Linked DNA regions of Homo sapiens: region 1 is linked to region 2. Evidence: chromatin loops called from intact Hi-C (ENCODE). Cell type or tissue: Caco-2. All regions are shown on one strand. Each heading gives the region's core, and the rest is flanking DNA. Links, peaks and the distances in the headings are about the cores only.

What was found. A loop is a pair of places that touch in the nucleus more often than their neighbours do. Peaks named below come from ENCODE experiments on the same cell type or tissue, not always from the same donor. Only the 100,000 strongest peaks of a DNase experiment are listed, where the experiment ranks them.
Region 1: it touches region 2 in a loop (6-fold over the local background); 1 of 110 quality-filtered maps calls a loop at or near these places.

The regions. Positions count from the first base shown.
Region 1 is chr14:71,059,166-71,064,555 of GRCh38, forward strand. All of the region lies in intron 26 of PCNX1 (pecanex 1), which reads left to right. Among named protein-coding and RNA genes, the nearest start is that of PCNX1, 150 kb to the left of the region's middle. In Caco-2, for the core only: no CTCF peak of the experiment used is centred there; a DNase peak (open chromatin) is centred at 2,086.
Region 2 is chr14:71,114,909-71,120,298 of GRCh38, forward strand. PCNX1 (pecanex 1) reads left to right here. Exons shown (of 36, transcript NM_014982.3): 36 at 1-474. Among named protein-coding and RNA genes, the nearest start is that of SIPA1L1, 200 kb to the right of the region's middle. RefSeq lists a silencer at 1,824-2,118. In Caco-2, for the core only: no CTCF peak of the experiment used is centred there; DNase peaks (open chromatin) are centred at 1,522, 2,043 and 3,543.

The DNA of each region.
Region 1 (5,390 bases), core at 161-5,160, 56 kb before region 2:
TCATATTGATCAGTAGTTCTCCAAATCAGAAAAGTTATCCAGATTTTTATTCTCTGGTATTGAGTAGATTCAGATAAACTTTTGGATAAATCTTTTGCTATCTAAATGCTAATTATTTGCCAATCAAAACTCAAATTTGAAAATACAGCAACCCTTACTCTTTGAACTCCTATAGATTTGGGTAACAAGGGATACCTGTAATTCTTAACTCAGACATTAGCATTTTTTTTTTTAAGAGACAGGGGTCTCGCTCTGTCACCCAGGCTGGAGTGCAGTGGCGTGATCACAGCTCACTACATCCTCAAACTCCTGGGCTCAAGGGATCCTCTTGCCTCAGCCTCCTGAGTAGTTGGGACTACAGGTGCACACCACCACTCCTGGCTAATTTTTTTTTAATTTTTACTTTTGTATAGATAGGAGTCTCACCACCTTGCCAAGGCTGGTCTTGAACTCCTGAGCTCAAGCGACCCTCCAGCCTTGACCTCCCAAAGTGCTGAGATTGTAGGTGCGAGCCACCACACCCAGCCGGGATTTTTTTAAAGACACATTTGATCATGGCATTCGCACGCTTACAATTTTTCAGTGACTTCTCATTGCATTTAACATAGAATTCAAATGCCTGAACACATCCTATGGTACTCTGTGATCTGGCCTCTGCCAGTTTCTCCATCCTCACTTTACAGCACTATCTGCACTCACTGTAGCCACACTGGCCTTCTTGCAGTTTCTTAGATGTGCTAAATTCTTTACTAAGGACTCCTTATTGCCCTTCATTTTGCCAGAAAGTGCCAGCCATCTCTCTTTCTCCCCTAATCCTCCATCTGGCTGATTCCTTTGCCTGAATGTCCCTTTCTCAGAGAAGCCTTCTCTAGCCACCTATCCCACGTGATTATCTCACTTTACCATGTTTTTATCGTTAGATTCTTACACAGTCATGGACTGCAGCAATGGACTGCACATATCACAATGGTCCCTTAAGATTATAATGGAACTGAAAAATTCCTGTTAGTGACATCGTAGCCATTCTGTCCTATCACAAAGCATTACTTGTGTTTATGGTGATGCTGGTATAAACAAAACTATGCTACTGGTCATGTAAAAATCTAGCACATACAATTATGTACAGTACATAGTACTAGATAATGATAATAAACAACTATGTGTTTATTATATTATGCTATACTTTTTATGGTTAGAATGTACTCCTTGTACTTAGAAAAAAAAGTTTACTTTAGAACAGTATGTCTTGTTATGCTAGTGGCAGACTCATACATCTCACATTTACTGTATCTCTTGATTGCATCATTTTCTCTGTGTTTGATTTGATCTTGTGTCATTCGATTTTATGGCCCCTACATGTGCAAAATTCACAGCTATTGTTGCCAGGAAGAGGCCACATCGAGTAGATTGACCAGGAAGCTAAATTAAAAGTGATTAAGGACTATGAAGGTGGCAAATCAGCAATGGTTGTTGTCAGGTAATTATGTCCCATTCCACCATAGCTGTGATCTTGAAGAACAAGAACAAAGTGACAGAAGCCATTAAAGGATCTGCTTCATTGAAGACAAAAAGATGAACAAAAATTTGAAAAGGGCCTAAATCATACATGGAGAAACTACTGAAGACCAGACACAGAAGCATATTATACCTCTCAGCATCATGACAATCACAGACAAAACAAAAAGTTTGTTTGCGATATTGAAAGATAAGATTGAACACAACTACAGTGTTGAATTTTCTGCTAGCTCTGTGTGATTTTATTCAAGAATTGTTATTTATTGCATAATGTGAAAGCTGGTGAGTGGTGAGTCTGTAAATGCTGATGTGAAAGCAGCTGAAGAATTTTTGGAACTCTAGATAAGCTGATTGTGAGGAAAATTACTTCACAGGGCAAATCTTCAGTATAGATGAAAGCTTGCTATTCTGAAAACAGATACTGGAAAGGACTTTCATCCATAAAGAGGCCAAGTCAATGCCAGGTTTCAAGTTATTAAGGACAGGATAACAGTCTTGCATGGGAGAAACGTTGCAGGTTACAAATGGAAGCCCTTTGTGATCTGGCCCAGTGAGAACCCCAGGGCCTTCAAGCTTATCACTAAGCACACACTGCCAGTGTATTGCAGGAGCAATCAGAAGTCTTGAATGACCCAGCTTTTCTTCCCAGATGCCCTCCTGAATTGCTCTGCCAGCACAATGGAGAAGTACTGTTTGGAGAATAACATACCATTCAAGATTGTGCTTATTGTTGATAATGCTCCACACATCCTCCTTTTATTGGTGATCTTTATCCCGGTATCAAAGTGGTATTTCTGCCTCCAAACACCCACCTCTCTGATCCAACCAATGGATCAAGAAGTTGTCGCAGCTTTTCAGACCTACCACCTGAGAAGGACATTTACCCAGGCTATTTCTGCAACTGAAAAGACACTGATGCAATTCTGGAAGGATTACATCTATGACTGCATCAAGAACCTTGCTTAGGGTGATGTCACCAATATGGGTATGAATGGCATCTGGAAGAAGACACTCAAGAGGTTCATCTGTGACTTCAAAGGATTTGCCAAGGATGAAGAGATTGCAAAAATCAACATGGCTGTGGTTGGGATGGCAAGCAACTTTAACCATGGTGTGGACAAGGATGACATTGATGAGCACCTAGAGGTGGTTCCTGAGGAACTGACTAATGAGGGGTTGTTGGAACTGGAACAGGAACACATAGCTGAAGAACAGGCCAGAGAAAGGGAAACAGCTAGAGAAGAAAAAGAAGAAACCCCAAGAAAATTCACAGTGAAGGGTTTTAGCAGAAGCTTTAGCAGAAGCTTTTTAAGGAGCTCAACAAGCTCCTTAAAAAGTTTGAAAACATGGACCATAACACCAAAAGGTTTTCATTAATAGAGAGGAATGTTCTTGCTGCATTATCTGCATACAACAAGCAAATCTATGATGAATGAAAGAAACAAACCAAGCAAACTATTGTGGACATAATTTTTCAAAGAGTGATACCTCCTCAAGAAGAGCCTCAGGCAGGTCCTTCAGGGGGTATCCAGAGGAAGTCATTGTTGTCATAGGAGATGGCAGCTCCATGTGTGTCATTGCTTCTGAAGGCCTTCCAGTGGGATAAGATGTGTAGGTGGAAGCCAGTGATATTGATGACCCTGAGCCTGTGTAGACCTTGGCTAGTGTGTGTGTTTGTGTCTTAGTTTTTAACAAAAAAGCTTAAAAAGTAAAAAAATTTTAAATTTTAAAAATATTTAAAAATTTTTCTAAACAAATTTTTAAAAGTTTTAAAACATTTTAAAATGTTTAAAAAATTTTTTAACAAAAAAGTTTAAAAATTAAAAAAATTTTAAAAAAGCTTACAGAATAAGGATATAAGGAAAAAATATTTTTATGCAGCTATACAATATGTGTTTTAATTTAAGCGTTATTACAAAGGAGTCAAAAAGTTTAAAAAAATTGAAAGTTTATAAAGTAAAAAAGTTACAGTAAGCTTAGGTAAATTTATTATTGGAGAAAATAATTAATTTCATGTAGCCTAAGGTATAGTGTTTATAAAGTCTACAGTAGTGTACAGTAACACCCTAGGCCTTCACACTCACTCACTACTGACTCAGTGACTCACCCAGAGCAACTTCCAGTCCTGCAAACTCCATTTGTGGCAAGTGCCCTATATAGATATACCATTTTTTATCTTTTTGCCATATTTTTACTGTACCGTTTCTGTGTTTAGATGTGTTCAGATACACAGATACCTACCATTGTATTACCGTTAGTGACATTATTCAGTACTATAACATGCTGTACAGGTGTGTTTAACCTAGGAGCAATAGGCTATATTATATAGCCAAAATGTGTAGCAGGCTGTACCATCTAGGTTTGTGTAAGTACATTCTATGATGTTTGCACAACGAAATTTCTTAACAGCGCATGTCACAGAATGTATCCCCATAGTTATGCAACATGTGACTGTTTATTGTTTAAAGTTTATTTTTTCTCTAGCCAAAGGGTTGGCCTACTTATTCTGTTAGGAACCAGACAGTAAATATTTTAGGGTTTGAGAGCCATACACATTCTCTGTTGCATATTCTTCTTTGTTGTTTTCTCTTTCTTTTAAATGACCCCTTAAAAATATCAAAACCATTCTAAGCTTGGATTTGGCCCTGGGCTGAAGTTGATCAATCTTTGTTTTAGAATATAGGCAGATTGTAAAGGGCAGGAATCACATGTACTTCATTTATCATTATGTACCCAGTACCTATCACACACAGCAATTAGTATATAATAAGTATTTTGTTAGTTTCGTAGACTGATTAAATAATGTAAGTGTGTAGCCTTTTCTTCTTTCTGTTCATTCCAGAGCTCTCATGAGGGATGAGTATACTCTTGCTCACATGTTGATGTGATCTTTGGTTACTTCCTTTTCTTTATAGTGTGATCCCCTGTCTCACCTACCCGTCTGCCAAATATTAATCAAAAGTGTCATTATTTTGCCAGGCAGATATTTGGATCTGCTGAGCATTTTATCTACTTTCCAAGACAGACTCCATTCAGCCAATTTATTATTTTTAAATTTTATTTGTCTATCCTGGATGCTTACTTTTAAGTAATATTGAAACAAGTTTCTTGATCAGTTTTTATAGCTCTTAGTTAAACCCATTCATATTTCTCATTTCCATTTTTATTTTACAGATACTCTAGATTCTTTCCATGTAAACTTTATGTGAAAAATTTGGGTTATCAGTCATTTTTTGTCTATATCAGAATTTTCTGATTACACTTTCTTTCATGTTAATTTTTTACTGATAAGTGTAAACTGTACCAGGTACAGTTTTAGAAGTCAAACTTTACACATCAACAGTATGTTCGGCTGACTGGATTCCTTTCCATTTTTACTCAGGTTAAACATGCCTTATTTTCATGATTGTTTGTTTTATTTAGTTTTATCAGTAATATTCACTATGAAGTGACTGGAAGATTTAGGTAATCCAGGGAACAGTTGGTAATAGTTCCTCATAGAATCCCTATTAATTAATATTAATAATTGAAAACAGAATATCTCCTAGTAATACATTTTGCTCAGAAAAAAAATCTTTTTTCAATTATTAATATTGCTATAATTATTGACTTCATTTTCTGAGCAAAATATATTAGTAGGGCATATTGGGTGGAAATAGTCATGGGATTAGAATGGTAGAGTAAAAACATTCTGCTTTAATTCAGGTATCCCATTCTCCTTATTCTGCTGCTATAAACAAGGACCTCAGTTGGGTAAATGTCCAAACTTTTACATTTCCTCTTGCCATGTATGATTTCTGTCCACCACTAACAGTGATCTGCACAAAATACAGCTCTTGTGTTATTTCGTCATTTAAAAATCTTTGATAAACTTC
Region 2 (5,390 bases), core at 131-5,130:
ATGAAGCTTGATTCTACAACCAAAATAATAGAAATGGGGGGGGGGGGGGGAATCATGTCTGCTTATGCTTTTTAAAAGCTTATAGTTTAAGTAAAAGTAAAATGTAAAAACTGATTAAACCTATACAAGTCTGGCAATGAGCTCTGCATGAGGAAATGGAAGGAGGAATATTGAAAATGATTCTAGGAAAGTGAACGTAAGAAAGGAAAATGGGTTTTCCTTTTCTGATCATGGGCTCTGGAAAGTATTCATGGCCTTTACCAGCATTCAGTATAAACCAGAGATAAGGACATATGTACTTACGTGTGTCTGTGAGTGTGTGTGTGTCTGAGTGTTATTCTGAACAGCTTGTAAATATTGTAGTTGTTTAAAATGGAAAATAAAAGCTGAGTTCTTTTGGCAAATATATTGCATCAAAAATACAGTATTGACAGTGGATAAAACACTGAGGAAATAAATTTTTTTTCATTTTGCCTTCTGTCCATTTTTTGTCAAACTGAGAAAAATTAGAGTACACTATATTAAGTTCTGTATGGCATGTTCACACTTGGTTCTGAAATCATTTTAAACAAGCTTTGGCCTGTAAACATGTGCTTCAACTTGCAATAGATCAAAAGCGTACATCATACTTCATGTTAAAACATGGTCTGTTTCACACTTTTCTTAGTGCAAGGGTTGTAGTTTGTCTTCTGAATTTATCTCGATGTTACATATTAACAATATTAGATAGAACATGTAGGATAAAAATGTTCAATCACAGACTAAACTACAATACAGAAAATGGAAAGAACATTTGGATTATGGTCATCAAAGGCAGGTACAAACTTGTTTGGTATATTTGCAGTGTGTACTAACTCAGTGATTTCACATATAATACAGAAAATGCAAGCTAATTTACAATGAGAATAGACATATTCTTGATTAAATCACTTATAATCCTTTAATGCATCATTTTAACTATTTATTAGTAAGAACCAGAACCAGCAGGATACAGATTATATGCCTTTTGCATCAGAGTCCAAATAATTTGCTATCTATCTTTCCTCTGGGGTCACAGTGGCATAAAACATCTTCAAAGAAAGGCATTCCCTGGATTAGTTGCATTCCTCGTAGAGCCAGAGATTCAAAGGGCTGTTGACGTGAAATTTAGGTCCCATAAAACTTCTTCCTTATTCTTTTTTTTAATCCAGATCCTGCACAACCTTATTCTTAAAGTGCAGTTTATGTAAGATTTTTCCTCCTAAAGGATCCAAAAATGTTTCGCTGAACTGTAGCCAATGAATCTTGCCATGTTAGGTGTGTTTTCCCCTGGGGAAGGGTGGAAAGCAACACTTTGTGAAGTAAGGGCATGACAGAATGGTGGCTTCCTGGGTATATAAGCACTTACTTATATAAAATATTTATTCTTAGCCTGAGCAATAGAGACCCCTTTTCTACAGAAAAACTTGAAAATTAGTCGAGCACAGTGGTGTGTGCCTGTAGTCCCAGCTACTTGGGAGGCTGAGGTGGGAAGATTACTCCGCCAGGAGGCGAAGGTTGCGGTGAGCTGAGATTGCACCACTGCACTCCAGCCTGGGTGACAAAGTGAGATGCTGTCTCCAAAAAAAAAAAAAAAATTTTTCCTCCATAGGTGCTTATCCAAGGCAACTAAATATAATTAAGCTTCATCCTTGGGAAAATGTAATTTAATGCAAGAGGATCCCAAGGTTGCTTTGCAATTTCTCAAGCATTAACAGCAAATAACTGGAGATGAATCTACCTTGTCTGTGAAACTTTTAAAGATGCCATTCAGTTTCAGTGCCCAGTGAACCATGCCAAAAGGGGAAAGTCATCTTTCAGTCCGAGGTTCCTTTTTTCTTATGAGAGCACTATTTACGGATACAGAAGCAACCGGCCCATATAAAAATACTCCACATCTGTGGCCTCATCTTAAAGCAAATATTCTTGACCTGTCTTTATCATATAAAGTCAACATTCCAGGATAGCACTGAACTTAACCAGATACCCAGTAGTGCCTCTGTGTGTTTGTAATACAGTTGACCCTTGAACGACGCAGGGATTAGGGGTGCCAACGCCCGGCACAGTTGAAAATCTGCATATAACTTTTGATTACCCCGAGTCAACTCCTGTGAACAAAGGCTATCTTGAATTTGGAGGAAAGAGACTATTTCAGTGAGATACAGAAATAAATACAGAGACTTTATTTTTGTGAGATACAGAGATTTGGCTTGGCAGTTATTTTCTTTCTGCAGTTCAAAGGAATCATTCCACTGTCTTCTACCTTTCATGATTTTTTTAGTCTTGTTGCTCTTTTAAGGGCAATGTATTTTTAATCCTCCAATTATTTTTGTCTTTGATTTTTAAAGCTTTCCATATAGTGCCTGTGTGTAGTTTTCTTTGTATTTATCTTGCCAAAGTGTTTTTTATTATCACTGAATCTTGGCCATTATCTCTTCAAATATTCCTTCTGCCATATTATTTTTCTCTCCTCCTCTCACACCACAATTATACACATATTTTACCATGTCCTTTATCTCATGTTCTTTTCTGAATTTCCTATCTTTGGTCTCTCCATATTTAGTTTAAATATTTTATTCTACATATCTTCCAGTTGTTATTTTTCTTTCATCATCTGTATCTAATATTCTGCTAAACTGATCTATTGAGTTATTAATTTTAATTTGTATATTTTTCAGTTCCAGAATTTGCATTTGATCCTCTAATATATTTCCAGTTACCTGCTGATGTTCTTGCTCACTATTTAATTTATTAAACATATTAACTACAGTTAAAGCTCATATATGATAATTCCAACATCTGGGTCTCCTGTGATTCTGTTTCTGTTGTTTTTTTTTTCCCCCTCTTGTTTCTCTGTTTTGTCTTTTGTCTGTGTATTTCTGATTGAATACCAGACACTGGTATTCATTCAGAATACATTCTGATTGAATGCCAGACACAGTATATGAAAATCTGTACATAATTGAGGCTGTAGATGTTATAATCTTCCTCAAGATGATCTACTTTTACTTTTGGCAAACAAGGTAGGAAATAAGGGAATGAGCTGTTTGGAAGATGATCTTCAGCCTTCTGAGAACTGATCTGTTTCTCTTTTACTACTAGGGTGTAGCCCTTTAGATATACAAACTTAAAGACTGGGTTTCATCTTTGGCGGGCCCTGAATTGTAATTACAAACACCCCAGCCTTGTGAAAGTCCAAAATCACTGCTCAGTTTCTCAGCCACTGCTTTCAAATTGGCAGATGTGGCACTGAAACCATCCCCAAGAAAACTTTATAAAATTGATTAAGGGAGAAAATAAAATTCAACTAGGTTTGCAGTACAATGAGCAGTAATCATTAAGCCAGCTTGCCCTTTGGCCTACTTCCCTGTAGCTGGCCGCTGCTTACTACCCCAGGAAAATGTAGGCCTTGTCACAAGACTTTGTTCTATAGCTAAAATCTAAGAGTTTCTCCTTTAGGTTTTGCATATCAACGAAACTACTGACACCGGCTGGCTGAAGGGCCCCGTAAGAAGCTGACTCATGGAAGAATAGTTTCCATATCCTATGATTTCATCTCTTTACCAGGACCAATCAACAACCCCAATTTTCCAGCCTGTTGTCCTCCACCATCCCCTTAAAGACACGCCCAGAACCCCTCGAGGGAACAGATTCATGGCTTGAGAATTCCCCTCCATTTTCTCATCCAGCAGCCTTGGATTATTAAATTCCAATGTTGCTGCAGTTCCCGTTGTCAGTGTAGTATTGATCTGTTGTCGCCCAGCGGGCATACAAACCTGGCAGTCCTGTTACAACACCAAATACCAGTCTTCCCTCTCTGGGCTTCCTTCTCTCTGGGGTCTTGGCCCCTAAAGTCGTAGTTACTGCGGTAGCACTCCAACACCTTCAAGTATATTTTTATGCTTTGTACAGCTTTCCTCATTATTTTTGATTGAAGGGTTGATCTGAAACAAGCTAACCTCTTGTCAAGTCTTTTCTTAATGTCAGTTGGCATCCTCACCCATCTATTACAACATCTAATTACTTAAACTTTGACTTGCCTTTGCCTTGACTTTACTGGCTATATTCTTTCATTTCAGATTCAGCCATGCCTTAGTTGCTAGCTAGCCTACTGATTGTACCCAGCCACTATTGGAGGGTTAGAGTAGTGAGAGGAGTGCACAGGGTTTTGTGGTACAAACCAATCCACTTGAATAATGGGAGCTGAGGGAAAACAAGATCAGTGGCCTCCAAAGTGGGTGTGGGCATGGCAGCTATCTGAAATCTGTGTCCCACCCAGTCCAAAATGTATCATAGAGGTAGGCCAGACACCTCAGGTAAAGCAGAGATGTCTAGACCAGTGACACATACGCAGGATCTGACCAACATTTTGTACTCTTGCAGGCTCTGGTTAGATGACAGAGTCACATTACTCATGATTTCAAGATCAGTGTTTTTTGTTACAGCACAGTGAGTTTTTTCCTGTTCACTTTTCTAGGCAGTGATTTTCCTGGCCTAAGGTCTTTTTTTTTTTTTTTTGAGATGGAGTCTTGCTTTGTTGCCCAGGCTGAAGTGCAGTGCACAATCTCGGCTCACTGCAACCTCTGCCCCCCAGGCTCAAGCAATTCTCCTGCCTCAGCCTCCTGAGTAGCTGGGATTACAGGCATGTGCCACTACGCTTGGCAAATTTTTTTGTATTTTTAGTAGAGAGGGGTTTCACCATGTTAGCCAGGATGGTCTCGATCTCCTGACCTTGTGATCTGCCTGCCTTGGCCTCCCAAAGTGCTGGGATTACAGGCGTGAGCCACCGTGCCCGGCCTGGCCTAAGGTCTTATTAACTCTCCTCCATTTCAGACATGACCCCCTGTGGAGTTATAGCTGCAACAATAGCAGAGACAGGATTTAGCCAATGCAGGGTGCTTTTCCAGCCCTAGCTTAACCTTTCCATTCATTCTAAATGAAATAAAATCTCCACAGGTAACCCAAGGACTGAAATAGGCTTCAGGTAAGAAGTGAGTGAACTTTGTATTTTTCCTGAGCTTGGTGGAATGAGTGTTTGGAAAAGTTAAATGGTTTAACTACTGAAAACCACCCAGGCCACAGGCATATGATTCATTTTGTGTGACCTTAGACTTTTTCTTGGAAGATTTGGGGCCAGAAAATAGGAAGCCAAAAATAGCTTCATTGGGATCAAATATTTTTCTTTCTGGAAACCAGAAAACTATTCAGTTCTGTAAGTTCCAACAAGTTCCTCATTAACATCACTATTTCTCTACCTATATTAAGTCACCCCCTTGAAATTCGGGTCACAAAGGCAACCTACAGGTAATGTGGGTCATGGATGAGAGGGCCAATGAAAAAAATGATGGCAGCCGGACACAGTGGCTCACGTC